Regions from separate parts of the Homo sapiens genome. Here regions 1 and 3 are each linked to region 2. A link is a loop called in an ENCODE intact Hi-C map of the cell type or tissue named here. Cell type or tissue: mammary epithelial cell. All regions are shown on one strand. Links, peaks and the distances in the headings refer to the core of each region. The heading gives the core; the rest is flanking DNA. Region 1 overlaps ARHGAP26 (Rho GTPase activating protein 26). Region 2 overlaps ARHGAP26 (Rho GTPase activating protein 26). Region 3 has its middle 71 kb from the start of ARHGAP26-IT1.

The links. A loop is a pair of places that touch in the nucleus more often than their neighbours do. Peaks named below come from ENCODE experiments on the same cell type or tissue, not always from the same donor. Only the 100,000 strongest peaks of a DNase experiment are listed, where the experiment ranks them.
Region 1: a loop joins it to region 2, with 3 times the contacts of the local background. A loop is called at or near these places in 4 of 110 quality-filtered maps.
Region 3: it touches region 2 in a loop (9-fold over the local background); 3 of 110 quality-filtered maps call a loop at or near these places.

What each region holds. Positions count from the first base shown.
Region 1 is chr5:143,011,918-143,022,499 of GRCh38, reverse strand. ARHGAP26 (Rho GTPase activating protein 26) reads right to left here. Exons shown (of 23, transcript NM_001135608.3): 12 at 8,384-8,420. Among named protein-coding and RNA genes, the nearest start is that of ARHGAP26-AS1, 150 kb to the right of the region's middle. RefSeq lists enhancers at 505-594, 2,275-2,484, 2,905-2,954. In mammary epithelial cell, for the core only: CTCF peaks have their summits at 5,534 and 8,308 (motif pointing left); no DNase peak of the experiment used is centred there.
Region 2 is chr5:143,173,198-143,183,779 of GRCh38, reverse strand. All of the region lies in intron 20 of ARHGAP26 (Rho GTPase activating protein 26), which reads right to left. Among named protein-coding and RNA genes, the nearest start is that of ARHGAP26-IT1, 14 kb to the left of the region's middle. RefSeq lists an enhancer at 288-447. In mammary epithelial cell, for the core only: a CTCF peak has its summit at 5,945; a DNase peak (open chromatin) is centred at 6,319; H3K27ac peaks cover 2,441 bases.
Region 3 is chr5:143,257,770-143,268,351 of GRCh38, reverse strand. No RefSeq gene overlaps it. Among named protein-coding and RNA genes, the nearest start is that of ARHGAP26-IT1, 71 kb to the right of the region's middle. In mammary epithelial cell, for the core only: no CTCF peak of the experiment used is centred there; DNase peaks (open chromatin) are centred at 5,801 and 6,391; H3K27ac peaks cover 3,053 bases.

The DNA of each region.
Region 1 (10,582 bases), core at 3,432-8,431, 160 kb after region 2:
GACTGCTTTCACACTACCATAGCGGAGTTGAATACTCCTATAAAAATAAAAATATTTACTATCTGGCCCTTTACTAAAAAAAGTGGACCCCTGTGCTAAGCAATAACATTTGTAAAATCAGGGGATTGGCCAGGCGCAGTGGCTCATGCCTGTAATCCCAACACTTTGGGAGGCCGAGGCAGGCGGATCACCTGAGGTCAGGAGTCCGAGACCAGCCTGGCCAACATGGTGAAACCCCATCTCTACTAAAAATAAAAAAAATTAGCCAGGTGTGGTAGCAGGCACCTGTAATCCCAGCTACTAGGGAGGTTGAGGCAGGAGAATCACCTGAGCCCAGGAGGCGGAGGTTGCAGTGAGCCGTGATCACACCACTGCACTCCAGCCTGGGTGACAGGGGTCTCAAAAAAATAAATGAAATAAAACAAAATAAAATCAGGGGATTTCAGAGAACTTATGTTCCCCCACAATACACATCAAAATAAATACAGAAGTCTAGATGGTAATTTAAAATATACTCTCTCAAATGACCTAGTGTACCACCAGTGGTGTGCACACCCCACTTTGAGAAATACAGTAACGAGGATTAAATGAATGAACACTCATAAAGCACCAAGACTGAGAAACAGTAGCAGGTTGTCTTCCTCCCTTCAAGAGCAGTGTTACCAATCCAGCTGGCTTTTCCTTTCCAGTGGGTTTTTCCTTTTGTTGTGGGAGTAACTGGCCTGGCCAGATGATAAGAGTAATAACCAAGAGTAATTAGGCACTTACCAACTAATGTGCAGATACTAATGTGCTGAACTTTCATTCTTACAATGAGTTTATGAAGCAGGGGTATTATTATCCCCATTTTACAGAAGAGGAAATGGAAGCTTAGAGAGGCGCACCACCTGTCCAAAGTTCTACACCCAGGATGCTATTCTACACCAGCCACACATTACTCCTCCATGCAAACCCTCTCTCTAATCCACGTGGCGGAATCTACCCAAAGAGAATGATCTGAGATACGTACAAAGGCTGATGTACAAGGCCAATAACTGATGAAATTAATAACTTTTGAAGCTATTATGAATAACATAGGCCAATGTTATTTGTAATACCAAAAACCTGGAAAGAGCATTAGTCTAACAATGATAAATGATTCAACAAATTAAGATATAGTCCAATGACAGAATATTAAACAACCATGACAGGTGATACTTCTAAACATTTCATGACATCAGAAAATGTCTGTAATTTTTAAAGCAGAATACAACAAGCATATTCAACATAATGCCAGTTAAATTAAAATTCATACTGACATTGACAAAATACATACAAGACATCATTTAAAAAAGGCAAGAAGGAAGTATCTCTGGGAATAATATTACCAATGATTTTTGACTGAATGTTTCAAAATCATTTTGCTGTATTTCTGTAATATTCTACAATGAGTTCATATTTCCTTCTTCAATCACTGCTCTTCTCCCCACCTCCCAGTGTGAATGACAAATTGGCAAACTGCAGTGGGTTCTTCAGCATTTTTATTCAAATATAAAGGATTCTTATAAAAGCACTAGATTAGGCCAGGTGCAGTGGCTCACGCCTGTAATCCCAGCACTTTGGGAGGCCGAGATGGGCGGATCATGAGGTCAGCAGATCGAGACCATCCTGGCTAACACGGTGAAACCCTGTCTCTACTAAAAACTACAAAAAAATTAGCCGGGCGTGAGGGCGGGTGCCTGTAGTCCCAGCTACTTGGGAGGCTGAGGCAGGAGAATGGCGTGAACCCGGGAGGGGGAGCTTGCAGTGAGCGGAGATCATGCCACTGCACTCCAGCCTGGGCAACAGAGCAAGACTCCATCTCAAAAAAAAAAAAAAAAAAAAAAAAGCACTAGAGCACTAGATTAAAAACAAACCACAAGGAAAGAAAGGACTAGGACTTGGATGCAAAGAGGAGGAAGTGTTATATTTTTTCTTCTTCTGGGGAGGAGAGAAGGGAGGAAATTTCCATTTTTCAAGTGTAGCTCACTCTCAAATCCATGAGCTCTGGGCATGTAGTCTGCACCCTGGGTACTTCTGTAGATGGTTTGAATATGACATACACCCACACGATGTAATTGGGCCATCTGTCTATTGTTCCCCTGTGGTCTGAACCTCCACAGCAGATCACATGAGCTTTAAAGGTAGAGACAGATGTGTGTTCTAGTTATGAGTGTCCTTACCTCTCGGTACTCATATATCTCAGTGCCACCTGCCCTTAAGAACTCCCAGAAGGCTGGGCGTGGTGGCTCATGCCTATAATCCCAGCACTTTGGGAGGCCAAGATGGAAGGATCACGTGAGGCCAGGAGTCCAAGAACTTCTAGAGGCATTCACTGAAGGAAGAGCTACAGGAAGCCTGGACTCCTGCAGTTTCATCCGGCACAAGATCCAGGTGGGAGTAACAGGAAAATGTTGAACAAGAGTGAGAAGTGGAGTGAACTACAAAATGGCATTCTGAAAAGCCAGATGGCCAGTGTTAAGCCAGGTCCTGACATGCATGAGAAGGCATGCCTGCAGCAACTTCAGCATATTCCTTTCAACATAACCCGATTAACCTATGGAATCTGAGTTAATACCCACATTGAGGAAAGTGGCACTATAAAGTCAAGATTAGGAGACTGAGCCCTCTCTGCCTCAATCTGTCAGACTTCAGCCTTCAAGCAGCTGGAGAAACAGTGGGAGGGCAGCATTCTTGTAAACAAGCTAATCTTTTTAGAGTTAAGTAGGCAGTGACATTTGTTATTTAAAACATCAAACTTGGAAAAGACCAACTCACACTGTAAGAGCCTGCCCTTCTCTTACTCCCTTGCACTGGACTGGTGTGTTCTCTCTGACAAGTTCTCGGCTTTCTAACCTTCCCTCAGGTGGGACGGCAGGACAATAGCAGCCTGAGCTGAGAACAGGCCTCTCATCCTGCTTCCAACCTGGACTCATTACAAAGAAAAATGAACCAATTCTCATAGTCTTTGGGGAGTAAATTTTATAACTCCCTAAAGATATTCCCTACCTTGTACCCAAAGGTAGGGAACAGCAAAAAGACAAAAAGACATCGAGAGATACAGCAAACGGGGCTGCAGCGGGTGAGATGGGAGAAATGGTTCTTGCCCAGGGAAGTCTTGTTCTTTGTAATAATGAAAGGGACGAATCAATGACAAGTATCAGATAACTAGGTGACTGACACTGGCAGTGACCACTTCCTCAAAAAAAAAAGCTTAAGAAGAAACAATATCATACTTTCTTCTTCTTTATTACCAATACTCCCTTTTTCCCCTTCCCTTCTCTACTAGGTAAGAGTTTGACAAATTAGAGAATCTGGTGTCACTGATATAGATTCCTGACATTCTAGAAGCAAATCCAGGAAGGGTCCCCATGGGTAGCAGGGCTGGCAAAATAAAATATTGGTTTTTAAATTTAGTATTTAGGGATTAACTTGACCAGGAGCACACACGATCTCTAGGCAGAAAAATAAAATCCTAATAAAAAACACTGGTGGTCTGAATAAATGGAAAGACATTCAAAACCCTTGGAAGACATGACTTAATATTACAAAGGTGTCAACTTTCTCCAAATAACCTGTATGATTCAATGCACTCGCAAAGAAAAATTTTATTTTAGGGGAAACTTCTTAAACTTATTATAGAATTTATACAGAAGGATAAAGACTCATAAATACCCAAGTCAAACCTCAAAAGGGAGAATAAATAGAGGAGACTTATATAACTAGATATTAAGAGTTGCCTCAAAGTTATTATTAAAAACAGAGAGGTATTGGGACAAAAACAGCTACACAAAAAACCTGAATAAAGGGCTCAGAGACAGAACTAAAATATGCAAACCTAAAATGCAAGAACACTGGCACTACAAATCAATCGAGGGAAGAATGGATAGCTTAGTAGATGTTGATAGGAAAACTAACTCTTCCCAAGGATAAAAATAAGAATGGATCTTCATGGAACATCTCATACAGTGGTGGAAATCAGCTAGATTAGAAACTTAAATGTGCAAGACACACTCATAAAGCCAATAAAAGAAAACATAGGTACACATCTTTGTGACATGGGTCATAAAGGCCTTCTCCAAAACACAACTTGAAAATCATAAACAAGAAAGCAAAAAAGAGATGATTTGAATATATAAAAGGGCTTTGAAGGATTTATAGTCAAAGAAGGATACCACGTATTAACAGACAGATGACAAGATGAGAACATATTTAAACTGGCTAAATCTAACAAGGGATTAGTATCTAGAATCAGTAGGAACTTTTTACATATCAAAAAGAAAAGATGGTAACTGAAATAGAAAAATGGGCAAAGGACATGAATAGGCAATTAACAGAAGAGGAAACCCAGTAAACTAACAGGCCTATGAATAGATGCTCAAATTCATTAATTACCAGAGAAATGCAAATTAAAACAACAATGAACTATCATTTTACACCTATCAGACTGGCAAAAAATTAGAGAGCTGAATACTGGTGAGAGTTGGCAGGAATGGAGAAATTTGCATGTAGGGTTGGTGGGACTGCGGATCGACCACTCTGGAGAACAATACAAGAGAGTGCTTAAACTAAGTATATGCATAGCCTTTGTCCAGCAATGCTTTGGGTGGGTGTATCCCAGAGGAATTCTCACACAGGAAGATATGTACAAAGATGTCCATTGTGGTGGTGTGAGTACTGATGAGGAGTTGGAGGCATGAGAAGATGGAGTACATCTCTACAAAAACAGATACAAAGTGCTGTGTACCACAAATTATGCAGTAATCAGAAGCCACAGCATAAAAGGACACAGAGGAATACGAATGGCTCCTGACACAATGATGAGGGCACAAAGTAAGAAATAAAACAAGACCCAGAACCATTTATTAACACACACCATTTATCAAGAACACAGGAAGATAAAAGACACACATTTTAGAAAAAAGAACTAAAAGGGAATGGATGAATAAATAAAATGAAACGAAAGAATGAATGAATCAAGAAACCTGTGCTGATAATGTGCCATGAACAGGGGAGTGTGATGAATTCATCTCTCTAAACCTGAGATCCAAACAGAGCATAGAGAAGAGGAGAAGAAAAGGCTCTGCAAAGAAATGTACATATATTTATCAGCTGCCATCCTCTCCCTGGCAACTGGGTCATTTGGAAAATACCAGCAGCTGACAGACATTACTTATGGCCCTGTCTTATACTCCACAGGCACCGTATGCCCTGAGAGAAACTTCGAGATGAAAGCAAACGAATTCAGAAATTCCCTTTTGTTAACTGCTCCTTCAGAACATTCTGGCTCTCTGATAAAATGTTTGCATTGAAATTCCCACCAAAACATTTCCTAGAAAAGAAAATGCCGGACATTTGGAATTTGGACTCTAGACATTTGGAATCTGGTTAAGAAGAGCAGTGTCTCACTCTTAAATTCATATCAGATTGGCTTCATATCTTTAAAAGAGTTTAGATTGTGTCATAAACAGAAGGAGTGTTGCAGAACAATCAAGACCCAGAGCATTAGCGCCACCTGTGGTAGATGAGCCTTATGGGGGGTTTGCATTAAATTGTAAATTACTGCAATCAAGAGATACAGTAAAACAACCCCACCAAGGAGGGGAAGCTAAGAACCTGTACCATGTGGGAAAGGGTCCAAACTCAAAAAAGGGTGAGGAAGCACTAAACCAGACCATCACACTGGTTTGCCAGCTTAGAAATCAATCAATACCCTAAAAAAACAATTCCTATTTAAATGACTCCTGAAAAAGTGGCCAATTTTTTTTTTTTTTTTTTTGAGACAGAGTCTCAGTCTATTGCCCAGGATGGAGTGCAATAGCACGATCTTGGCTCACTGCAACCTCTGCCTCTCAGGTTCAAGCGATTCTCCTGCCTCAGCTTCCTGAGTAGCTGGCATTACAGGCGTGTGCCACCATGCCTGGCTAATTTTTGTATTTTTAGCAGAGACAGGGTTTCACCATGTTGGCCAGGCTGGTCTCTAACTCCTGACCTTGTGATCCGCCCGCCTCGGCCTCCCAAAGTGCTGGGATTACAGGCGTGAGCCACCGTGCTGGCAAAAGTGACCAATTTTTTTAACCCATCTTTTTACCTCCTGTGTGCTAGATGAAAGGGTAATGACTGAAGAATCATTAGACACCCAAGGCAAGCAACTCTCTTTGCTCTGTGAATAATGAGGTGCAAAAAGCAAAATGTCACAACTGCTTATATTTTCCAAAATAAAACTGTTTGTCTTATTCTTTTCTTGAGGGAGGTCAAGTAATGCATGTTATTATGTATGTTGTTCTATAGCCTAATTTTTTTAAAATTTCAATCATTAACAAACTATCAGCACAATTTCTGCAAATAGATCCAGCCCTCTCTGGTTCTTTCTAAAGGCTGTGTATTACTCCTTAATTTATTTAGCCAACTCCCTATTTGGTATTTAGATTGTCTCTCATTCTTTGCTATTATCACCAACGCCCCAACAAATTTATTTGTTGTACAAACTATCTTTGCACTCTAATGATTTCTTTAGGATAAGCCATTGGGGAGTTAGAGGGTGGTCACTTTTTTAAGGATTCCAAAGCATATCCTCGAAATGCCTTAAGAAATGTCAGAACCAGTTGGGATGCCCACCACTAGAACCATGGTTGTCCTTCAAATCTATTGGGATTTATCCCAAGTAGAGAGATGTAGGTTCATAAGGTCACAAGTTAAAAGTAAACTTCTGGCTGGTGTAGGGGGAGGTCTCCATTCACGTGCCTCTCCTCCCCCACCCCACCACTCTTGGGTCCTTTATTATGGAGGCAATGTGTCCCAGGCAGGGCCAGGTGTGAGTATCTGTTAGTGTAGCCTGCTTGGCATCCATCCCCTCTGGTCCTGATGGCTTCCCTGATTTCCCTCTGGGAAACTACTCTGTTCCCATTTTTTGCAGCAGTCTTGAAACTCTCAATCAAAATGTACAGTTTTTCCCTGGGTGGACCCAAATTAGACCAACTTGTTGCCTGGAAATCTCAATGTTCAGAAAGGTGAGGCAAGGACTACAAACAGTTTAGAGCTTTGTCGTATTATCCAGAAGACCCTTTCTCACCGGGTTCCTAGGTCTCCAGAACTCATCTATTCTCAAGCCTAGCTTTTCAGCTCCTCTGACCTTACTATGAGCTACCATACAGCCTTACATATTCCTTCATTATTGTTACTGTTGTTTTTGCCTCAGTTAGTCAGAGTTGACTTCAAGTGTTCTAAAACAATCTTACCTAATTAAGGGTGGGGTAGGGTGGAATTACTTCTTTGTTTCCTTGCATATTTACTTGAAATTTTTCCCTTGCTCATTTTATTTTTTTTGGAGGTGGAGGGGAACATTTTTTTTTCATCTCATAAAGGCCTCTCAACCTACCCACAGCAGGCATTCCAAATTATTTAATATTTCATACAAAACTCCTGGGTAAAAAATTATATTTTGAAGAGAAAGAAAGGGGGGGAAAAATCTCTGTCCTGTAATGGCTTTCACAAAAAAACAACTTCATCCTTTGGTCCACATGGAGAGGCACTGTTCTACTGATTTTCCTAACACAACTGGAATTCACAGTAGGGCAACCTTTAAATTTTTTCTCAAGTGGATTTTACAAAGCAAGGTGACAGGATTTCCTTTGTACTCTTGCAGCAACCTGGAAGGATTTTGTTTTTTCTCCTATACACCAAGGAGATAATCAGCCCAAACATTCTACCAGTTGCAGGTTCATTTTAATCCCATTGCCTTTACAAGGTTACAGGTACCCTTGGAAATCATGATTAACCAGAGTGCTTACAGGCAGCAGCAGGGCAAATGCACTACAGTCTACAGAGGCTGCCCAGGGACACTTCCATTAGAGAGGAATATTACCATAGAATTCATCTCCATTCTTTCCTCCCACAAGAGACCACAAAGAAAACAGTTACTAAGAAATCACCTAACATAGTTATTGCCTCTCCAGTCCTTTGAGCGAGACCGTGCTGGAGGCAACAGCAACTTTGGCTTTCCCACAGGATAAGGCTCTCCAGGAGTTGAGTATTGTTGTATTAAGTAACTTTTAAGTGGTGACGAGCTATAGTCTTAAGACCTACGATTAAAGGAGATAATGTACACGAGAATGCTTTGTAAAGTGTGACCCATTATTTCAATGCAAGGTGTCACTACACTACAGCCTTGCCAGCCAGGCTCACTTACCGTCCCTCTGGAGTCACTGGCGGAAAGTTGGGGTGGAGGCATGTCCCACTGCACTCGGGAACTGGAGCCAACCCAACACGCCCACAGCACCGCCTGGTGGTTCACACCTGGAGTAGCAACTTCTCAAAGCCTACTCCCAACCCTGGCTGTAGAAGGTTACCCAAGCATCGTACTTACTCCCTTCACTCTGGCTGTCTTTGTTCGAGTTGTAGACCTGGAAAATAAAAATAAAAATTCACTTATGTGCATTTTATGCCACCCTATAGGTTCACTGTAGAAAACCATTATCTTCCTCACTTTCCCTAGTTTGCACCATGAAGTGGAAGGTAATTTCTGGCTCCCAAACATGAACCCATTCAATAATTATCTACTTCTCAGTATTTACTTTAGCTGTTCTTAAGTGTGTGTGCATCAGAATCATCTGTGCAACTTTATTGTGTAAAAAAAAATTCCCTCTTTTTAAGAAAGCAAGTAAATGTATATGCGTACATAAATAGAAAAGAGAAAAAAATTAAAATTAGTTACAAATCATTAAGCATGAACTGCGCACCAGGCAATGTGCTAAGCATTTCACATGAATGATCTGAAATCATCAACATGACAATTCTGTTGGGCAGGAGCTGTTATTATCACTGTTTCACAGATGGAGAATATGAAGCCTAGAGGGGTTAACTAATGTCTCACAGCTAGTTAGTGGCAAAGTCAGGACCTTTACATCAAAAACTGTTGACTGTTAATACCGGGGAGTGGGAACTGTTACTTTTTACTCTACATACTTCTAGAAATTTGAATGTTATAAGGAGAATATATATTTTCCATAGAAACCCCTTAAATAATGTAAATCACAAAAAGGGAAAGTACCCCAATAAAGAAAAAGAAAATGCCCAATATAAAAGAGACAATGACATATTGCAAGGGTCAGCAAGTTTTTCCTGCAACGGGTCAGACATTAACATTTTATGCTTTGTGGGCCAAGAGGCAAAATCAATGACATTATGTAGGTACTTCTACAACAAGATAGAAAGTAAATTTTCATACATTTTTTGACAAAATTTAAAAACTAATAATATTTGAGTATGATTTTCTGAAATGCAAGCCTACTAATCAGAAGAATAAGTTTTTTTTAAGAGAGGTTGATATTTAGCTTAATTGGTACTCAAAGTTAGTATTCCTTATAAAGTCAATTATAGATATTTGTTTGTAAATATGATGCTTGGCTTATGGGCTCTACAAAAGAAGGTGGTGGGCTGGATTCAGTCTTTGGATCACAGTTTGCCCATCTCTGATATGCTGTCATAATTAAACAAGATGAAACCTCTACTTTAGAAAAGAAAAAAATCGGCCAGGCACAGTGGCTCATGCCTGGAATCCCAGCACTTTGGGAGGCCCAGGCGGGTGGATCATGAGGTCAGGAGATCGAGACCATCCTGGCTAACATGGTGAAACTCCGTCTCTACTAAAAAACACAAAAAATTAGCCAGGCATGGTGGCGGGCGCCTGTAGTCCCAGCTACTTGGGAGGCTGAGGCAGGAGAATGGCATGAACCCAGGAGGTCGAGCTTGCAGTGAGCCGAGATCACGCCACTGCACTTCAGCCTGGGCAACAGAGCAAGACTCCGTCTTAAATAAATAAATGAAAAAAAATCATAGAACCCAAGCCCTTCTTTGGTCATTAAGGTTCTGTAGGTATAGAAAGGCATAAGGTGAACCTGATCATAATATATATATATATATATATATATGTATGTATGTATATAAATATATCCCTCCAGTGACTCTAATGGCTACTCTCAGTTGAGAACCACTTATTTAACCCCTAAAGAAACCAAGGCAACTACCTCTGAAAAGAACCATTAAATCCAGAAAGGGATTTTTCACTTAAGAAATATGACGGAGAATGGCTGGTCAAGAGGTCCCACTTGGCCCTTCAGCTGCTTTGTGTCACTGGGTCTCTTAGCCTCTCTGGGCATCTATTGCCTCATCCATAAACTGAAGGAGTCGCCCAAGAAGGTCTTTGAATTATCAAGCTCTAAATATAACAAATCATCCCATTTTATTATTAATTTTCTAAAGAAAACTAAAGCTACCAGGCCACTTATTAAAGGTCAGAAAGATGAGTATAAAGAGAACAGGTTTCTGTACTTAAAGAGGATTGTCTAATGAATGAAAAGGCATCAATGCATATACCTAAACGCTCTAGAGATAAGGAGTCAAAAGATTTTGATCCTGGCCTGGGCTTCCCCATTGGTAACTTCATCTTGCTGAACTTTAATTTCTTCATCTATAAAATGTGGGCGATGATAGGTTTTTCTGACTAACTCAGCCAGAGCTGATGTGAACATCAAATGAGACTGTGCCAAAGAAATATACTGAAACA
Region 2 (10,582 bases), core at 3,282-8,281:
CACACTGGTAGTCAGAGACCTACATCAGACACTAAGGAGTTGGTGGAGGAAGCCATTCCCCTGGTACGCCTTCGCCCATAACCAGAGGTAGGGGTGGCGTCCGAGGAGGCCCCGGGGGAATTTCCACTGGTGAATGCAGCTGCTGCTTTCTTGGCAACTCACAGTACGTGTGGGCAGGGAAGAGCTCAAGAAATGAGTTGCCTGCAAGCTGCTCCCCGGCACAGGATGGACTGTGGGTGAGTTTTGCAACTGTTCAGGATAAGGCCAACTCCCGGTGGGTTAGCACCAAAGCTGTGAGCTTTGTGTTCTTCCAGAATAGTAGCTGAGATGAGCTAATAGTACTAAGAGTTAACATTTACTGAAGGCTTATTACCAGGCAGGTCACGGAGCACACGGCTCTCATTATCTCCTCAATCCCCACGATAAGATCAGCAGGCAGGTCCTACCATTAGCCCCATTTCACAGGTGAGGAGACCATGTATATGAATTTGGCATTCTGAGGAATCACAGAAAACCTTCCAGGACATTTTAATCTGGCCCTATGCCAACCCACCTCTTGCCCCTCAGCTCTGTAAATATTTGGCAAAGCACTGTGTTTATACATCTTTTGTGAGATTATACTGCCACCAAGAACAGCCGAAATTCCCCTACAGGCCTTATCTAGGAAAGGAAATGAGGTTTTTTTTTCTTTTTTTTTTTTTTTTTTGCCACTTTTCATTTGCATGAGGCATAAGGAGAATAACCCTAAAACCAAAGCAGCTAACCCATTGTCAACGTGTTGCATTCAGACAGTCAACAAAGCCAGACAACCACGGGGCCTGCTGGGGCACTTCCCAACTGGTAGCACCAACTTTCCAAAGGATCTATGTCACACAGGATTAGGAGGACTACAATAAAACCAATGACTGTACCCTAAAAATTAATTTTCTTGACAGGATTTATGGAGATGACTATTTACATGGGGCTTGATTTTGAGAATTGGGTGGATAACGACAGAGTGACTGTTTACTTAAGAGAACTGGCATGGCCAGGCCACCACACACATAGAGCAAGGGATTTGTCTTTATAGCCAGGAAATTTCAGGGCTATGAGTATATAAAAATCAATTGTTATGTGAATTATCTCCTAGGCCAATTAGCTAGAGTAGACAATAAATGATCTTGTGCATCTTCCATGTTAATGACAGGGTTTGGGTAAAGGAGTTCATAGCTTATCAACAAACCAAGTTTTATTGTTTTTTTAAACTAAAACGGATTCACTTAACAAATATTTAGGAAGCATCAGAGCCAGGTCTTGTCCTAAGTGCTGAGAATCCTGTGATACACAAGACAGGACAGGCCTTACTCTCATGGAGCTTAGTGTCATGAGGAGAGACAAACGAGTGAAATACCGGGCAAGAACATTTCAGAGGGAAACCTATGGAGTTTCCCAGTTCATCATCTGCAAGCCACTCTTCAGCAGATGATGAACTGTGGATGAGTTTTGCAACTGTTCAAGATAAGGCCAACTCCCAGTGGGTTAGCACCAAAGCCGAGTGCTTTGTGTTCCTCCAGAATAGTAGCTGAGATGAGTTAACAGTAGTAAGAGTAGTAAGAGTTGTCAACTCTTACTACTATTAGGGAAATAACACAGAGTGATGTGGTAGACAGTGATGGGTGTGGGGACAGAAGGGTCAGGGCAGGCTATAGCATGTAAGGATCAGGGAAGAACCTTCTGAGGCAGCAGGAGCAGGTGCTGCTAAGGCCTCACAGCGAGAATGGATGTGCTTTGTACGGGGACAAGAATAAGCACAGGAGCGTACAAGCCAGGGAGGCAGCCGTGTCAGGGGAAGTCGGAGAGGTTAGTTAAGTCAGGTAAACAATGGCTGACCATGTAGACCATGAGAAACAGTTTAGATTTTATTCTATGTGCAGCTCTAAGCCACTGGGGGGTTTTAAACAAATTCCTGAATCGGAGGCATTGCTAAACCTGTAACATAGTTAAAGAATTAAAAAACAAAAACAAAACAAAAAGTCCTTAACATCTCAAAGACACTGGCATCTCCAAAGTGCGGAGCTAAAGTTCCTCTTTTTGCAAAATGAATTGTCCAGAAATCTATTCCGGTGTAATTCATTTGTTTACTCATTCATGTCACGTATAAATAAATGTTTGTCACTCTGTTCCAGCCACTGTGCTTGGCACTGAGGAGATACAACTGGGAAGACAGGTATGGCCCACAGAGAATGAGACAAATAACCAGGTGATGACAACACACTGATAAGTGCCCCACTGGGGATGATGCTTCCCTAACACGCGAGAGTTCTCCCATCAAGTTTAGGGAGCATGGAGGAGGAAGGTGTAAGGAGGGGGAAGCAGGAAAGGCTTTCTGAAGGAAGTGATGTTTAAGAACACAGTGTTCCCCAGAGATGAGAGGAAACAGGGCAAGGTTGCAGAAGTGCAACAAGTACAGTAAGGTCAAAGTAAAGAGTGTAAACAGACGCTGCAATGGCAAGCCAGAGTAGGTCACCCAGGCCTCCCAGTTAATAAAAGGATTAAGGAGTATATAGTATCCATGGGGCCATCAAAGACTCTTATGCAGGAGAGTGCTGTGTTCAAGCTTGCATGGTAGAACAATCCCACAGGTTTCAGAGTAGAGAATGAGCCAGTAAAAAGGGTCAGGAAGGCCAGATGGCCAAGGCTTGGGCTGAGGTGGTGGCAGTGGGGATGGTGACTGGTAGGCTGCTGTGAGAACAGAATCAACAGGTCTTGATCATTGTTGAGAAGTCAGTGATGAGTAAAGGAAGCTGGCCAGGTTTCCATGCACCAGATGGAATTCATGGAAACAGGGAGACACACAGGTGTGGGTGCAGGGGAGGAAGGGGAACCATTCATGTGTAACAGTCAACTGGCTTGGCAGACATTTGGGTAGATGGGCCTAAAGAACAGGTAGGAGATCTGGGATATGGTTTTTGGCATTGATATGGTTTGGCTGCGTCCTCATCTAAATCTCATCTTGAATTGTAATTCCCACATGTCTAGGGAGAGACTGGTGGGAGGAGACTGGATCATGGGGGTGAATGCTCCGTGATAGTGAGTTCTCATGAGATCTGATGGTTTTATAAGGGACTCTTCCCTCTTCGCTCCTAACACTTCTCTAGCCTGCCGCCATATAAGACATGTCTCTTCTCGTTCTGCCATGATTGTAAGTTTCCTGAGGCCTCCCCAGCCATGCGGAACTGTAAGTCAATTAAACCTCTTTCCTTTATAAAGCACCCAGTCTCAGGTATTTCTTTATAGCAGTGACAAAATGCACCAACACAGATATGTTGCTGATAAATGGAACTACAGAAAGGGACAAGATCAACTGGAGTTAAGAAGAGAATTTAAGGTGGCTTATGCCTGTAATCCCAGCACTTTGGGAGGCTGAGGTGGGCAGATCACGAGGTCAAGAGATCGAGACCATCCTGGCCAACATGGTGAAACCCCGTCTCTACTAAAAATACAAAAATTAGCTGGGTGTGGTGGTGTGCACCTGTAGTCCCAGCCCCTTGGGAGGCTGAGGCAGGGGAATCGCTTGAACCCAGGAGGCGGAGGTTGCAGTGAGCCAAGATCGCACCACTGCACTCCAGCCTGGGCAACAGAGTGCAACTCCATCTCAAAACAAAACAAAAAAAAGAGAGAGAATTTAAAACCTGACTCTCTGAAATAAGAACTCTTAAGGGGAAAGGAGCCTTCAAAGGAGGCTCCTTTGAGACAGAGAGATGTCCAGAAAACTTCAAGAGTGTGGTGCCACCAAAGACAAAAGCAAATTGAGGGTTTTAAACCAACAGGGCTCTTGACAATGACCATTGTTGCCAGAAATCAAGTAAAACAAGGCGTGAAAGGGGTCATGAGGTTTGACAGGGAGGTCATGGTAACCTTGGTGAGAGGCAGTGTCAGTGGGTTGAGTGGGGACAAAATGCAGGCTGACATGAGGCATTCCTATATTTAGTTTTAAGAGTAGGGATGAAAAAAATTCAGCACAGGACTTTCCCCACAATAACAAATGAAGTGTGGAATTACCAAACATTGGAAATAACTCCAGATTTTTTAAATGGGAAATAAAAGGGAGCAAATTACTTCAGACAAGAAAAGGCCCAAGAAACCCTCTGGAGAGTCCTCCTTCCAGATGTCTTCTGGAGTGGCCACCCAGTGGCTTGCAGCTAAGAACTCTCCTTCTCTCCCAGGGAGCCAAGCCCCAGGTGTGGGGAAGATGCCCCAGGGCCAAAAGCCTACAGGCATAGCTCACAGTGTCTGTTCTGAGCAGCAAGGGCAATGTGCAGGAGCAGTGATCACAGCCAGCAGAGCAGAAAGTCAGTCACAAAAAGCAACGCAACCCAGGAGATCCCAGGCTGGTCCAAGAAGTTGATGCAGTCCCTGTTTTCACTTGGGCTCCCACAGCTCTCTTCGCTGCCTCTCTTGCTCGTACACCCAACAAGTATTTAGTAAGTGCTGCCTTGGTGCCAGGAAAGGTACTAGATGCTGAAGAGGAATAAGCCCTCATGCCAGCCCTTGAGGAGTGTGCAGTCCAGTGGGGGAAAGCTGGTATATTAATGTCTGATAATCATGTATTTATCATGATACATGATAAATGGCTGGGCGCGGTGGCTCACGCCTGTAATCCCAACACTTTGGGAGGCTGAGGCAGGTGGATCGCTAAGGTCAGGAGTTCAAGAGCAGCCTGGCCAACATGGTGAAACCGGGTCTCTACTAAAAATATAAAAATTAGCCAGGTGTGGTGGCAGGTGCCTGTAATCCCAGCTACTTGGGAGGCTGAAGCAGGAGAATCGCTTGAACCCGGGAGGCGGAAGTTGCAGTGAGCCCAGATTGCATCACTGCACTCCACCCTGGGTGATAGAGTGAGACTCCTTGGAAAAAAAAAAAAATCATATAGTTAAGTGGGGTGTGGTGGGCTCAGCAGCCTAGAGTCAGATGATTTCTAGGTCAACCACTTACAAGCTGGGTGACCTTGTACAAGTTAGATGACTTTCCTGAACCTCAGTTTCCCACTTGAAAAACGAAGTATGAACAGCCTCCCTCCTGGGGCAATCGTGAGGAAATGTGAAGCTCTCAGCTCAGTGTCTGGCACCAAGGGAGCCCCCATGGGCAGCAGCAGCTGTTGTTAAGTACAACGACAGAAATGAGCACCAGCTATTGTAGTAGCGCTGAATAGTGGCACCTAAGCCAGTCAAGGGGCAGGGCAGCAGGGAAGGCTCCCTGGAGGAGGACTCAGTGGATCCTAAAAGAAACAGCAGATGTTAGCAAGTGTAGGTAGGGGAAGCAAATCCCATGTGGAAGGAACTGCAGTCTCCCATCTTTCTATGTTTCTTGCAAAGTTGTCACCCTCATACAATGAACACAATGCTCCTTCTTCTGGGTACTGATTCAACAGAAAGAGCACTGAACTTTGAATCCAAAGGTCCAGGCTTGAACAGGAGCTTACAGGTTAAGACTGCCACACAGGCTGGGCACGGTGGCTCACGCCTGTAATCTCAGCACTTTGGGAGGCTGAGGTGGGCAGATCACTTGAGGTCAGGAGTTTGAGACCAGCCTGGCCAACATAGTGAAATCCCATCTCTACTGAAAATACAAAAATTAGCCGGGCATGGTGGCATGCACCTATAATCCCAGCTACTTGGGAGGCTGAGGCAGGAGAATCATTTGAGCCTGGGAAGCGGAGGTTGTAGTGAACAGAGATTACACCACTGCACTCCAGCCCAGGTGACAGAGTGAGATGCTGTCTCAAAAAAAAAAAAAAAAAAAAAAAAAAAAAAGGACTGCCACACAGACTTGAACAGGCCACTTATGCCCTCTGAGCCTCAGTGTCCCTCATTTAGAAAATGTAGGAGATAGTAGTTGCCCTGCACTCATCATGCTTTCCATCCGTATTTATCACACACCTGGAAAGAGCACCCTCAAGTGCTGGGGAAACAATAGTGAACAAGAAACAGGTGTGGGCCTGACCTACGTTACAGCTTAGAGCAGGAATCAGAGAAGAAAATGGGCAACTATAGTACAGTATGCCAAGTGCTATGATTTGGGTTAGTGCCAAAATCAAATGAAACACTCTGCAAACTGTTTCAAGTGGCTCTGAAAACTGAAAAGCACTATAAATATATTTTGTAGTATTATTGTTATTCCTGACAGCAGTGCCAGCCAGATCCTAAGCCTATCAGAAATTTTTCCCAACTTCTGGTCTGCCGACAGCACCTTGTCTCCAAGGCAGCTATGGGTGAGCATGCATATCAAATACATGTACGTGTCTGCTACTGACGTGCCAGCTCTGCCAGGTTTTCTGTGGTCTGGTAATCAACCATGACTGAGCGTCTTGGCATTCGATGAGTCCTGTTTTCACTGGGGAGCATTATGCTTGGTGATCTCACATACATTTCACGGATCCAAATCCTACAGGCTCGTGATGCAGCCTGAGAAGCTGATTCCTTCATTTGACAAGCACTATGTAGCAAACAAAAGCCAAACACTATTCTGAGAGGCCAACTAGATGGTCCTTGGTCCACAGATGATCAACTTAGTGAAAAAGACACTTGGGAAACTAATATGATGAAGTGTTATCATTTATTCTAGATTGTATATAGTGAGTGATCATATAACTTATCACCCAAACCAGCACATTGAAGCAGAAAGGCGCAATTAAATTTATACCAGGGCAACAGAACTAACAGGCAAATGAAGAGGTATGGTCCCTACATATAATATAAAGGTCAAATGGCTTGTTCAAAGTAATGACAGATGAGTGCCAGAGCCAAAGCACATTGATATTGTAGCCTAATTAGATGTCACTCACAGCTTTGCTTTCCACAGAACTAGTTATATACTTTACATGGCTCCTTGCAATACGTAATTCTCTTTGCAAATTAGATCCTAAAGGCATTTACGGATTCTGAGATTATGAGCTGAAAATTGCATAACGATGAAAATCAGACACCCGAGTCTCTTTTATGGTGGAAATTTTCATTATAGTATTGAAATTTAAGTTTCAATGCCAAATGTAGACCTCTGCCTAATGGTCTGCTACTTAGGTTTACGTTAAGCCCTTAACTAAAGTAATTCCTTCCGCAGGCTCCAAAATGAACTGTCTTTCCAAGTGCTTTTTAACATCAAAATTTAAAAGCTGTCTCTAAGCTACCCTGGGGCGAAGGTAAATTAATTTCTCATTTTTAGGCTGGCTCTTTACATTCAGTGGTGAAAGGACTTCTATGTCAATGCATATGAGCATGGAGGTGGTGCTCCCAGGAAGAAGAACCAGAGGAGGGACACAAAAACTCTCGAAAACAAACATGCCATGGTGCTTGGGAGTCACTATTCTGCCCAAAGGGTTCGCCTGCCAAGCCTGCAGGTAAATTCCCATAAGAAACTTACTTTCAAAGTAGAGTCCCACTGGATTAATTCCTACCATCTAAGAAGTGAACGTCAGTTCATAAATATAAAAGCAGAAGTGGCTGGCAAGTCTCTTATGCAGTCTGCTGAGCAGCAGATGGCTCACTACACAGGCATCATGACTTTTCATTTTTAAGGAACAAATGCTTGGCTAATCTCTGGCTAAGAGAAGACATAAATCTCATAAAGACAATTCTGTTTCATTGTCACGTGTCATATTTCATTTATTTATTTATTTATTTACTTATTTGAGACACAGTCTCACTCTGTCACCCAGGCTGGAGTGCAGTGGTGCCATCTCAGCTCACTGAAACCTCCACCTCCTGGGTTCAAGTGATTCCCATGCCTCGGCCTCCTGAGTAGCTGGGATTACAGGGGCACACCACCACGCCCGGCTAATTTTTGTATTTTTAGTAGAGAAGGGGTTTCACCATGTTTGCCAGGCTGGTCTCGAACTCCTGACCTCAGTTGATCCACCTGCCTCACCCTCCCAAAGTGCTGGGATTACAGGCGTGAGCCACTGTGCCTGGCCTATTGTGCCATATTTCAGATGAGGAAATTTAAAAATTAAGGGAAAAAGTCAAAATTGGCTAAAAACAAAAACCTTCTTATGGCAGTTCTCTCTCAAACCTAAATAAGAATCAGAAAGAAACCCAAGCCTGCTTTTGCAAAAATACTAAACAAACAATAATTCCCACACCCCACATATGCCCAATAGTATAAAACTTCTAGACCAGGTGTTGAAGTCTGTACCAACTGAGAAGGGCTGTTTATTAGAAATCTCTTACATTTTGGTATCCAACATTCTTCATTAAAAAAAAAAGTGTACCATTTTTTTCGAGTAGACACTGAAAATTTGGTTTAAAAAACAATCTTTTTTCTAAAACATTTCTGAAAATATCTTACATACTTACAAAAGAAAAACTCATGCTAAGTTGAGGTCTGACAGATAGCCTTTCTCTGTGACAAGATGACATCAAACACATTTTCCTTCACTGTCACCACAGAGTGCCACAGTCCTCTATCTGCAGGCACCCCTAAGCATTTTGCTTATGCTTCTCATGAGCTGCCTTTCAAGATGCTGATTAGTCCTTTCAATCATTAACTGTTTACAAGTTCTGCCAGCTGCAAGCCTGACCCTAGATTTCTGAATTTTTACTGGTTAAAATAATACCACCACTTAGTCATCTGTGAAGCACCAAAAAGTAAGAGTTAGCCCTTAGGTCAGTTAAATAGCCTTATATAGCAGAGAGAACATTTGGGCTCCTTTTATGTGGGGAAAAGAAAGTCTTTTAAAGAGCTAGAGCAACAGATGTATTCGGAGCACACAGGTTCTCTCTGGCATCCTTCCTGTAGCTCCACATCAAATTTGAAATGTAGTTAAATCACAGATTTACACTTAAGCTTCCTTATCTCTGATAATGGACTTGGAAACATATCAAAGAACCTGCCCATGTGTACTTATCAGTCCCTGACAGGTATGAGGCTTAGAAGTTCAATACAGGACTTTCTTGCTCACTTGTTTAGAAACTCAGAGGTAGTGTATCAGCAAGTATTTGGCTGAGGGTTCCAATTACCTATGATCCTATGTAATCCCATATTGCTAAAAAGTTGCCTGCTTATAGACTACAAATTTAAAATACTCATATGACGGCTAATTCACAACCATGGGATAGAGGTATATATCTACAAATAAATTATATGAATATGTTTCAACTTGTTTAGGGGATGGGGCATTTTCTCTCTTTAATTTTTACATTAATCTATTGCTTGGAATGGCTATTATATCAGTTGATAAAATTTCCAGACAGTATAAAAGGGTATCAGTATAAAAGGGTAGACAGGAAAAATAACTCTTCCTTCCCTCTCCAGAAGTAACCATTAGTATGAGTTTCTCATATTTTCTCCAGAGATACTAAATGAACTTGCAAGCTGGTGTGGGTGGATGTGTGTGTGTGATTTCACACTCCCCTTCCCTTTAAAAACAAATGACCACCAGTTATTCACATTGTTCTGAATCCTGACTGTTTTCCTTAACAGTATCTCCTGGAGATTGCTCCATCATTACACGAAAAGTTGCCTCCTCGTTCTTTCTTAGTGGCTATGTAGCATGCCATTGTGGAGATGTACAACAACATACCCAACCGGATCCTTAACACTGAACAATAGATTGTTACCTATCTTTTATTTTGCATGGGACAGAATCTCTGAGCTGGATAAAACAGAAGAGGCACTGAATGAATATTGACATTTTGTTCTACCTGCTGCCATCCTCCTTTTAAGAAATACTGATTTCTAAACAACATGGAGAGGCTATTGGAAGAAACAGATGTCACCCTTCCTGCTTTACACACAGGAAGATACAACACTTCTCTGTTTTGATGCTGCCCTCAAACAGCAACTGAATCTTGGGAAGAGGAGCTACTTAGTTTTGCCAAAACCAAATTCATCTTTGTGGGCAGACCAGCCTCAATGTCTAACAGCCTTCACCAAAGAAAAATCATCTTCAGGGTAAATTTTTTAGGTATAGGGAAGCCTAGGGTGCAGTCTAGGTCAAGGTCACCTCTCCCTTCCACACAGCATGACTCAGAACTCCAATTCTACTTGGGCTCTGATTTAGGACATTCATAGTCTTTGGACAAAAAAGCTCCCAAATGGTGAGGTGGGGAAGTCTCTGCAGTTAGATTTTGTGGACTTTGGGCAAGTTACTTAACCTTTCTGAGGCTGCTACCGGCAAAAATGGGAAAACAATACCCACCTGTCAGAAGTGACTGTGAGGATTAAGAAAAACAATGCCTATGTAAATTGCGAAGCGAAGTGCCTGAATTCGGAAATGTTGACTCTTACTAATAAAACAATGCAAAGCCACTTCGTTTTTGGAGAAACATCTTGGACCTGCCTAAAAATACGTCTCTTGAAAATTCTGGCCTGTGGTGATTTTCCGCTCTCCTGACTCCACTCCCTCTAGGCCCTCGTGGCTCCTGCACACCCTGCAGAATGGTTTGTTACTTCTCAGGCATGCAGCATGAGCCGGGTGCAGTGGCTCATGCTCGTAATCCTAGTGCTTTGGGAGGCCGAGGTGGGAGGATCAGTTGAGGCCAAAGAGTTCGAGGGCACTCCATATTTATTTTCTCCTTGTTTGTGCTTGCACAGTTCCATTTGCTTG
Region 3 (10,582 bases), core at 3,541-8,540, 84 kb before region 2:
CATGAAGTTACAGTAATAAAAATAGTGTGGTATTAGCAATAGACAAATAGTCAATGGAACAGAATAGAAAGCCCATAAATAGACCTGTGTAAATATAGTCAACTGGTCTTTGAAAAAGGAACAAAGGCAATTCAATGGAGCAAAGAATTTTCAACTGGCACTGGAACTGGCCATCACATGCAAAAAATGAATCTAGACATAGACCCTATGCCCTTCACAAAAATTAATTCAACATTAATAAACCGAAGTGTAAAATGCAAAAGTATAAAACTCCTAGAAGATAATATAGGAGAAATTCCAGAAGATACAAATACCAAAGGCACAATCCATGAAAGAAAGAATTGATAAGCTGGACTTCATTAAAATTGAAAACTTCTGCTCTGCAAAAGACAATGTCAAGAGAATGAAAAGACAAGCCAATGACTGGAAGAAAATAGCTGAAAAAGACATATCTGATAAAAGGCTGTTATCCAAAACCCAGAAAGAACTCTTAAAACTCAACAGTAAGAAAACAAACAACCTAACTAAAATATGGGCCACAGACCTTAAACAGGCATCTCACCAAAGAAGATATATGGCAAATATGCAAATGAAAAGATGTTCCACATTATATGTCATCAGGGAAGTGAAAATCACAATAACGAGCAAACACTACCCACCCATTAGAATGGCCAAAATCCAGAACACTGACAACACCAAATGCTGACAAGGATGTGGAACAAAACAAACTTTCATTCACTGCTAGAGGGAATGCAAAATGGGACAGCCATCTTGTAAGGCACTTTGGTGGTTTCTTATAAAATTAAACATACTTTTACCATATGGTCTAGCAATTGCATCCCTTGGTATATACCCAAAAGAGTTGAAAACTTATGTCCACACAAAAACATCTACAGGGGTGTTTATGGCAGCATTATTCATAATTGATAAAACTCGGAAGCAACCAAGATGTCACTCAGTAGGTGAACGGATAAACTGTGGTATATCCAGACAATGGAATACTATTCAGCACTAAAAAGAAATGAACTATCAAGCCATGAAAACACACAGAGGAACCTTAAATGTACATTAGTAAGTGAAAGAAGCCAATCTGAAAAGGCTACATCCTTGTATGATTCCAACTATATAACTCCATAAAAGGCAAAACTATGATGACAGCTAAAAAAAAAAAAAAAAAAAATCAACAGTTGCCAGGGGTTAGATGGGAGGGAGGGATAAATGTACAGGGCACAGATAATTTTTAGGGCAGTGAAAATACTCTATGATACTACAGTGTTGGATACATGCCATCATACATTTGTCTAAACATAAAGAATGTCCAATACCGAGAATGAACCCTAACGTAAATTATGGACTTTGGGTGATAATGATGTATCAATATACGTTCATGAGTTGCAATAAATCTATCTCTCTCATGGTGAGACGATAATGGAGAAGCTACAGATTTGGGGGGCAGGGAGTATACGGGAAATCTCTGTACCTTCTTCTTAATTTTGCTGTGAACCTAAAACCTCTCTTTAAAAAATAGCCTTTAAAAAGGCAATGCAATAAAGAATAACCTTTTTTTAACCAAATGTGCTGTGAGAATTAGCTAAGTATGTTTTTAAAAATGAACTTGGATCCATAGGTCACATCATATACAAAAATTAACTCAAAATGGAAAAAAGACGTGAATGTAAAATCTAAAACTATAAAACTGGTGAATAAACCAATGGAGAAAATCTTTGTGACCTTGGGTTAGGCAAAAATTGCTTAGACATGACCCTAAAAACATAATTCATTTAAAAAATTGATAAACTGGACTTCATCAAAATTTAAAATATCTACTCTTCAAAAGACAATTTTATGGGAATGAAAAGACAAGCCAAAAATTGTGAGAAAAATCTTTGCAAAGCATAAACCTGATTTAAAAAAAAAAAAAAAAACCTTGTGTGTCTGGAATATGTAAAGAACTCTCAAAGCTCAAAAATAAGAAAAAAAAATCCTCACCCCACAAAAATGGGCAAAATATTTAAATAGATTCTTCACCAAGAAGAAATGCAGATAGAGAATAGACACATAAAAAGATGATCATTATTAGTCATTAGAGAAATACAAACTAAACCCAATGAGATATCACTATGTACCTATTACAACGCTAAATTTAAAAGACTGACCATACCAAGTGTTGGTGAAGATGTGGAGGAAGGGGAACTCTGATACACTACTGATGAGAATCTACAATGGTACAACTGCTATGACAAACAGTATGGTGGTTTCGTAAAAAGTTAAATATACATCTCCCATATAATCTAGACTTTCAACCTCTAGGTACTAACCCAAAAGTATTATATGTCCATGTAAAGATGTGTTCATTTGTACATGAATGTTCACAGCAGCTTTACTTACAACAGTTAAAAAGTGGACACAATAAAAACATCCATCAACAAATGAAAAGATAAATAATTTGTGGTATATTCCTACAAGGAAATACTACTCAGCAGTCAACGTGAATAATTGGTACATGCATTAACATGAATGAATCTCATAAGTACTATGCTAAGTGAAAGAAGTCAGACACAAAAGGTTTCATACTGTATGATTCCATCTATGTGATATTATGTAAATAAGGGCAAATCCATAGGAACAGAAATCACATCAGTGGTTGCCAGGTGCTGGGGGTTAGAGGAGGCAGCTGACTACAAAGGCACAGGAAAGAACTTTATAGGTTGATACCTTGATTGTGGTGGTAGTTACATACTTGACGATATATGTTTGTCAAAACTGTGAACTCTACACTAAATAGGGTGAATTTTACTGTATGTAAATTAGGTCTCAATAAATTTGAAGTTTAAAAACAAATGCAAAAAACCCTCAAACTTGCAGAATCAGAGTTCTCTGTAAGGCAATCTGCAACTTCCGTGAGCCAACAAATACTGCCTTTAGAAAAAAATCAGTAAGTCACAGACTTAGATGTCCTTCTTTAGTAAAGAACATTAAGAACTAGAAAATAGCTCAAATAAACATTCTCAGGTTACAAACTGTGACCATCACTAACATATGAAAATTCTACTTGCCAACTAAAAAACCTGGAATACCTGTCTTTTTTTTAAAGTACCACTAGCTCTGCCATACAGGTCCTTATTATTCCTCACCTGAGTCACAGCAAAAACCTTCAACTGATTGTCCTGATTGTTTTCTCACTGCACCACAAACCATCCTCACCACCGCTTTCCATTTTCTTTCTAAATCAGATCTGATCATGCAGGTCTCCCATTCAAAAGCCTCTGATGCTTTTCCATAGATTGAATAGAAAACCAAAGACATTTGGCAAGGCCCTTCTCAAATTAGTCTTAACTTACCTCTTTAGGCCTATTTTCTGTTCCATCTTCCCCAACACAAACTTTTAACTCAATATATGCAAATACACCCCAAGTTTGCATCATTGAGACCACTTGAAATTTCCAGTCGACATCTCCTCTGGTCCTCCATACCATTCAGCTCATAGAGCTACCTCTACCTGAACTGCCATTCTCTGATCTGGTTCTTTCATACACATCATCTTAGGGAAGGCTTTTCCAGGGCCCATCCCCTCCCCTGTATACCACAAGACACATCTCTTTTACAGCATCCAGCACACACATTACAGTCAATTGATTTGTCTACACTCCCTAAAGTGAGATCTTCTCACCAACAGGGCCATATACTTTTTTTTTTTTTTTGAGGCAGGGTCTCACTCTGTCACCCAGGCTGGAGTGCCATAGCACAATTTCAGCTCACTGCAACCTCCACCTCCTGGGCTCAAATGATCCTCCTGCCTCTGCCTCCCAAGTAGCTGGGACTACAGGTGCATGCCACCACTCACAGCTAATTTTTGTAGAGACAAGGTTTAATTGCCCAGGCTGGTCTTGAACTCCTGGGCTCAAGCAATCCACCCACCTCAGCCTCCGAAAGTGCTAGGTGTGAGCCACAACACCCAGCCAGGGCCATGTCTTGACCCAGCTGTTTCTCCAGGGCCTAGCACTATTCTAAGTGAATGGGTGTTTTGGTAGACCAGAGACTTGTAAATGCAGATGTTACTGAGACTTTAAGTTAAATTTTTGTTTTCTCATATCACTAAAGCAGTAAGAGCAACTATTGAGAATTGTATTAATATCATCATTTTTATATTTGTTAAGAGAACATTCTACATTTAGAAGAGAGTTCTGTGAGAAAGGAAAATAAATATTGGGGCCCCAAAATCACTAAGCTAAAGGGAAAAGTCAAGCTGGGAACTGCTTAGGGCAAACCTGCCTCTCATTCTAATCAGTCATCTCTCTGCTCACAGAGATAAATGCATATCTGATTGCCTCCTTTGGAGAGGCTAATCAGAAACTCAAAAGAATGCAACCATTTGTCTCTTATCTACCTATGACCTGGAAGCCCCCTCCCCACTTGGAGTTGTCCCACCTTTTCCAGACTGAACCAATGTTCATCTTACATGTGTTTATCGATGTCTCATGTCTCCCTAAAATGTATAAAACCAAACTGTATTCTGACCACCTTGGGCATATGTGGTCAGGACCTGCTGAGGCTGTGTCATGACAGGCCTTGGCAAAAAAATCTTTCTAAATTAACTGAGACCTGTCTCAGATATACGGGGTTCACAGCTGTGAGGGAAAAAAATCAAGAGAAATGAAATCGAAAGCCTACATGAGCAACTTATTAGTTGTGAATCCTTGGGCAATTGTTAATCTTTCTGAGTATATTTTTCATATATACAAGAAGAATATTAATATCTGTCTTCAAAGGGATAATGTAACCACCACAAGGAGATAACATAATGTCAAAAGTTTGTGAATCATACGGTCAACATAAATTTTAGTATTAACAAAGAAAAAGGTTACTATTTTTCTGGCTCACAGAGCCTACTCTGAAGAAAGAGTTTAATGCACAATGCCAGTAAACAATTTGAAAATATCTTCAAAGGCACTGGCCACGGTGACTTATAAAGCAAGGAAGCAAATATTTCTTCTGCAATGTTTAGTAATGACTTTGAAAATCTTGTGTTTGTAGTTGTTTCAATAACATTATTTAACTGTCTGAGGCACTGGAAATAGTCTGGGGCAAGGGAACATAGTCAAGTGATTTAAAATAATTTTTAAATTTCATCTAAATAATGAGTTTTTTTAGATGTGGTTGAAATTTTCAATAAAATCCACCTCAGAGCTGGCAAAAGTTCAAGTCATAATTAAGAATTTTCAATGATTAGCCTATAAGTTCAAGTAAATAACATAACTGAATTATTCCAATGATAGCCTTCAATAGGTAAAAGATAAAGATTTAGAGAAAATGATTATTTTTGTATTGAATAGGCCTTTAAGGCTGAAAATGTGAAAATATGATGATTATACATTTCTTCCAGCAAAATATAGTGGGTCACCATCCACTAGGAAATTTATAAGTAAAAAGATGAACGATAACAAGTATTGGCAAGAATACTAAGAAACTGGAACCCCTATACATTACTGGGAATATAAATGGTACATCCACCATAGAAAACATTTCCTCAAAAAGTTAAACACAGAGTTACCATATAATCCAGCAATCCACTCCTAGATATATACCCAAGAGAACTGAAAACATATAATCACACAAAAACTTGTGCATGAATGTTCATAACAGCACTGCAGTAGTCCCCCTCATCTGTGGTTTCACTTTTCACAGTTTCAGTTACCCACAGAGTCTGAAAATATTAAAATTCCAGAAATAAACAATTTGAAAGTTTGACATCATGCACCATTCTGAGTAGCATGATGAAATCCCACTGTCCTGTCCAGGACATGAGTCATCCCTTTGTCCAGTGTATCCATGCTATACATACACTACTCACCCATTAGTCAGTTAGTAGCCATCTTGGTTACCAGACAGACTATCACAATGGGGTTTGGTACTATCTGCAGTTTCAGGAATCCACTGGGGGTCTTGGGATGTATCCCCCATAAATAGAGGGGGAATTACTGTAGTCACAATAGTCAAAGGTGAAAACAACCCAAATGTTCATCAATTGATGAATGGATAAATAAAATGTGGCCTCTGCATACAATAGAATATTATTTAGCCATGAATAAGAATAAGGTACTATTAAATGCAACGACACGGATGATCCTTGAAAACATTGCTAAATAGAAAAAATCAGTCACAAAAGACCACATAATGTGTGATTCCATTTATATGAGGTGTTCAAAATAGGCAGATCCATAGGAGAGAAAGTAGATTAGTGGCTACCAAAAGCAAAGGGAAGCAGCGGAATGGGGAGTGACTGGCAATGGGTACAAGGTTTCTTTTTCAAGTGATGAAAATGTTCCGGAATTAGATGATGGTGATGGTTGCGCAACTTTGTGAATATACTAAAAACCACTGAATTACACTTTGAAAGGGTGAATCATATCTCAAGTTTTAAAAATACAGTGTGTCAGAGCAGGGTGATGGAACAGATCAAACATGGCATCATCTTTGTGACCGGGGGCCATGAACAGTTTAGCTGCTTCCTACTCAAATACAGTAGGCCACAGATTACATACCTCTTTGTGGCAAAGAGTCCAAAAAACGCACTATCAAATTGCAAACAGGAACCAGAAAGCTAATATACCACCTCTCATATACAAAACTGCCAGGGACTCAGGTGAAAGGCTGGATGTGCTGCAACCTCTTTCATAGTTGATGTGTCCCAAGAATTCATTTTAAAAAAACAGTTTATCAAAAAATATACAGTACAGAGCTGAACAAAACATTTTTCACAAGCACTCCTTGCTCTAGCCAGATCCATCTTTTGGCCTTTAGGAGCACAGGGAAAACGTCTCAGCATTACTTTGTACCCTGAGTACAAATTTATCTAGAACATACTGAAGTTTCTGGAGAGTGAGGTGTTTTATAAGAGATTCTGCTCTGTATCTATAACATGGGAATAAAGCACTGCATTAAATATAATCCTAAAAGGATTCTTTGTTTGCCCTGCCAATTATGGGTATGTGGGCCGAAATCTGCCTCAAAGACAGTAATTAACATCATCAATGATGTTCAATTGTCTGGAAAAAAGCTGAAAAATCTCAATTATAATGAAGATCAACAAAGGGCCAACTAACCAGAACACTAAAATCCACTGATAATAGTTTTTAGCATTCTATCTTTAAAGAAAATGAGTGCAACTTTACTGTTTACACTCCAAATCCAAAATTCTAGGATGTTAGCAGGGGCTGTAAGGGTCAACACACACTCAAGCCAAGTTCGTGACACCATAGATGTGTGTGCTTGAAAGCCAAGGCCTACTTTTGTATTGCTCATGTACACTCAGAACTCAGTACACTGATTAGCATCTAATTACAAGATATCTATAATATCTCTTAATGTTTGATGAGTACAGCCATTATAGGAAATGCTATGGGAGATTCCTCAAAAAATTGAAAATAGAACTACCATATGATCCAGCAGCCCCACTTCTGGATATACACCTCAAGGAAACAAAATCAGTATCTCAAAGAGACATCTGCACTCCCATGTTCACTGCAGCATTACTCACAATTGCCAAGACAGGGAAACAATCTAAGTGTCTTTGGACAGATAAATGGACAAAGAAATGTAGTGTGTGTGTGTGTGTGTGTGTGTGTGTGTGTGTGTATTTCTTTCTTTTTTATGACTGACTAGTATCCCATTGTGTGGGATACACTCTACATTTCTTTGCCCATTTGTGTGTGTGCACACACACACACACACACAATGGGATACTATTCAGTCATAAAAAAGAAATACATATATACACACACACACACACACACACACACACACAATGGGATACTATTCAGTCATAAAAAAGAAAGAAATCCTGTCATTTGCAACAACATGGATGAACTTGGAGGACATTATGCTAAATAAGCCAGGAACAGAAAGACAAATACCACATAGTCACACTTATCTATGAGATCTAAAAAAAGTCAGACTCATAGAAACAGAGAGTAGAATGGTGTTTCCTGGGGCTAGGACGTAGGGGAAACAGGAGGTGCTGGTGAAGGGATACACACCGTCAGCTATAAGATGGATACGTTCTGGCAATCCAATGTACAACATGGTGACTACAACTAATTATGCTGTATTGTATACTTGAAATCTGCCAAGAAAGATCAGAAAGTTACTTTTTTACCACACAAAAAAAGGTAACTTTGTGAAGTGATGGATGTATTCACTAACTCGATTGTGGTAATCATTTCACTATATATATATATATATCAAAGCATCATGTTGCACAACTTAAATATATACAATTTTGTCAATTATACCTCAGTAAAGTCTGGGGGAAATTTTGTGCTAATCAAAAAATTTAATTAATTGATGAAAACCAATATCTGAAATAATGACCCTAAGCCACTATAAACCAGAATTGAAGAAAATGTTACCCATCTATCTTACATAGATATACTTACAAAAATTGTAGAGAGAGAGAATCATTAAAGGGCTTTTTCAAGCTCTATTCTTAAGCATTTCCTAGCACATTTACTAGTTGTGGGACCTTAAATAAGTGTTATTTCATCTCTAGATGAAAGCTTCAGGCTCTTTATCTATAAAACATGGAATTGCTGCTGTGGCTGGCTCTTGGGATTGCTACAAGGAAGAAATGAATTTACGTATGTGTAAAACACCTGGCACAGAGAGTAGATACGCAAACATGTAAATCCCCTCCCTGAACCTTCAGTTCTTTCAGAGGAAACGCACACACAACCCCCCATAACGGTTCCCTTCATCTACAGCAGTTGTCCACCACATGCATCCTGCGAGGTTGGCCCTGGGGATCCCAAAATGAATTGGGAGGTGTCCTTGTCCACAGGGAGCCTACATTCAAGCACGGGAGATGGGTAATAGGAGTGCCTGTCAAGAGCCATAACCGAGCAGGCCCAGGTGCTGCCGAGCACCTGCCTCTCCAGGGTGAGAGAGACGCCCTGAGGCACCTGGGCAGGTACTTACCGTGGAGGAATCTCTGAAACTGGGCTGCAAGTGCTAGAAACTCCACTCAAATCAGCCTAAGCAATGAAAAAAAGGAAAGCTGTACCTCGTATTAACTGGAGACACAGAAGGTGAGACTCCAAACCAGGTTCTTGGAGCCTTCCACTCTGCAGACCACAGCCTCACGCCACATCAGGCCTCCCTCGGGCTGCAAGATGGAGAGACCAGCTTGAGGGCGGTGGAGGTAGGGCTTCTTCCCAGAAGATCCTGACAGCCCTGTACTCACCTCTCATTGGCCCAAACAGGCTAGGGTCGGCCCACCCCTCAACCAATCTGTGACAAGGGAGAGCAGATTTATCATCATTGGCTAAAAATCCTAATTCTCTAGAGGTAGAAAGGATATTTTAGATTCAATCACAGTGTCTACTACAAAGCATTCAGTAAATATCTGATGACGACATGGATGAAAATGATGAATGGCTGGATCAACAATATAATCTGTGCTCTTTTAGAAGAATTTGCCTGTGGGGACCGGGCAGGGGGGAAAATACCTGCTTTTGATTTTAGTTCAACACAATTAAAGATAGAGCAGGATGAATCTACCCAAAATGACTTCATCAGAAAGCTATCAGCAATTAAGCATAGACCGCCATTAATATTACCTAGCAAGTAGTATGAGTCAGGAACTATGTGGAGTGTAATTTGTGGTTAAGAGCATAGGATAAGGGCTGAGGGCGGTAGCTCACGCCTGTAAACCCAGCACTTTGGGAGGCAGAGGCAGGCAGATCACTTGAGCTCAGGAGTTCGAGACTAGCCTGGGCAACACGGCGAAACTCTGTCTCTATAAAAAATACAAAAAAATTAGCCAGGCATAGTGGTGCACGCCTGTGGTCCAAGCTACTCGGGAAGCAGAGGTGGGAGGATTGCTTTAGTACCGGGAGGCAGAGGTTACAGTGAGCTGAGATAGTGCCACCGCACTCCAGCCTGGGTGACAGAGTGAGACAACTTAAAAACAAGAAAAAGAGAACCAGAGAGAAGAAAGAAAAGAAAGAAAGAAAGAAAGAAAGAAAGAAAGAAAGAAAGAAAGAAAGAAAGAAAGAAAGAAAGAAAGGAAGAAAGGAAGGAAGGAAGGAAGGAAAGAAAAGAAAAGAGAGGGGGAGGGGGAGGGGGAGGGGAGAGGAGGGGAGGAAAGACCTTGGTTTAAATGTGTTCCAATGCTGACTCTACCATTTACTAGGCATATAATCTTGGGTAAGTTGCCTAACTTCTCCAGGCCTCGGGTTTTCTAATTGGGGAAACAACAGTTCCTACTTCACAATGTTGTTATGAGAATTCAATAGTAAAACATGGGAAATGGTCAGCATCCTGAATGTTTAAAAATGTTAGCCATTGCTATCGTCCATAAAAATCCATCCTGAATCAGCTTTAGTTTCATGTAAACTGCATGTAAAAATAGAAAAGACACCTTTTCTCTGACTCAAAATGTAGAGTACAATAAATGGAATGACAACCATTAAAACAGTCTTCTTTGCTGATGGGGCTACAGTAGGCAAGCCATTCTCATCAAAGACAGATGTGGCACTTTGGGACCCGGTCCTTTTCTGTGACAATGCCCCTCTGGACTCCTGAA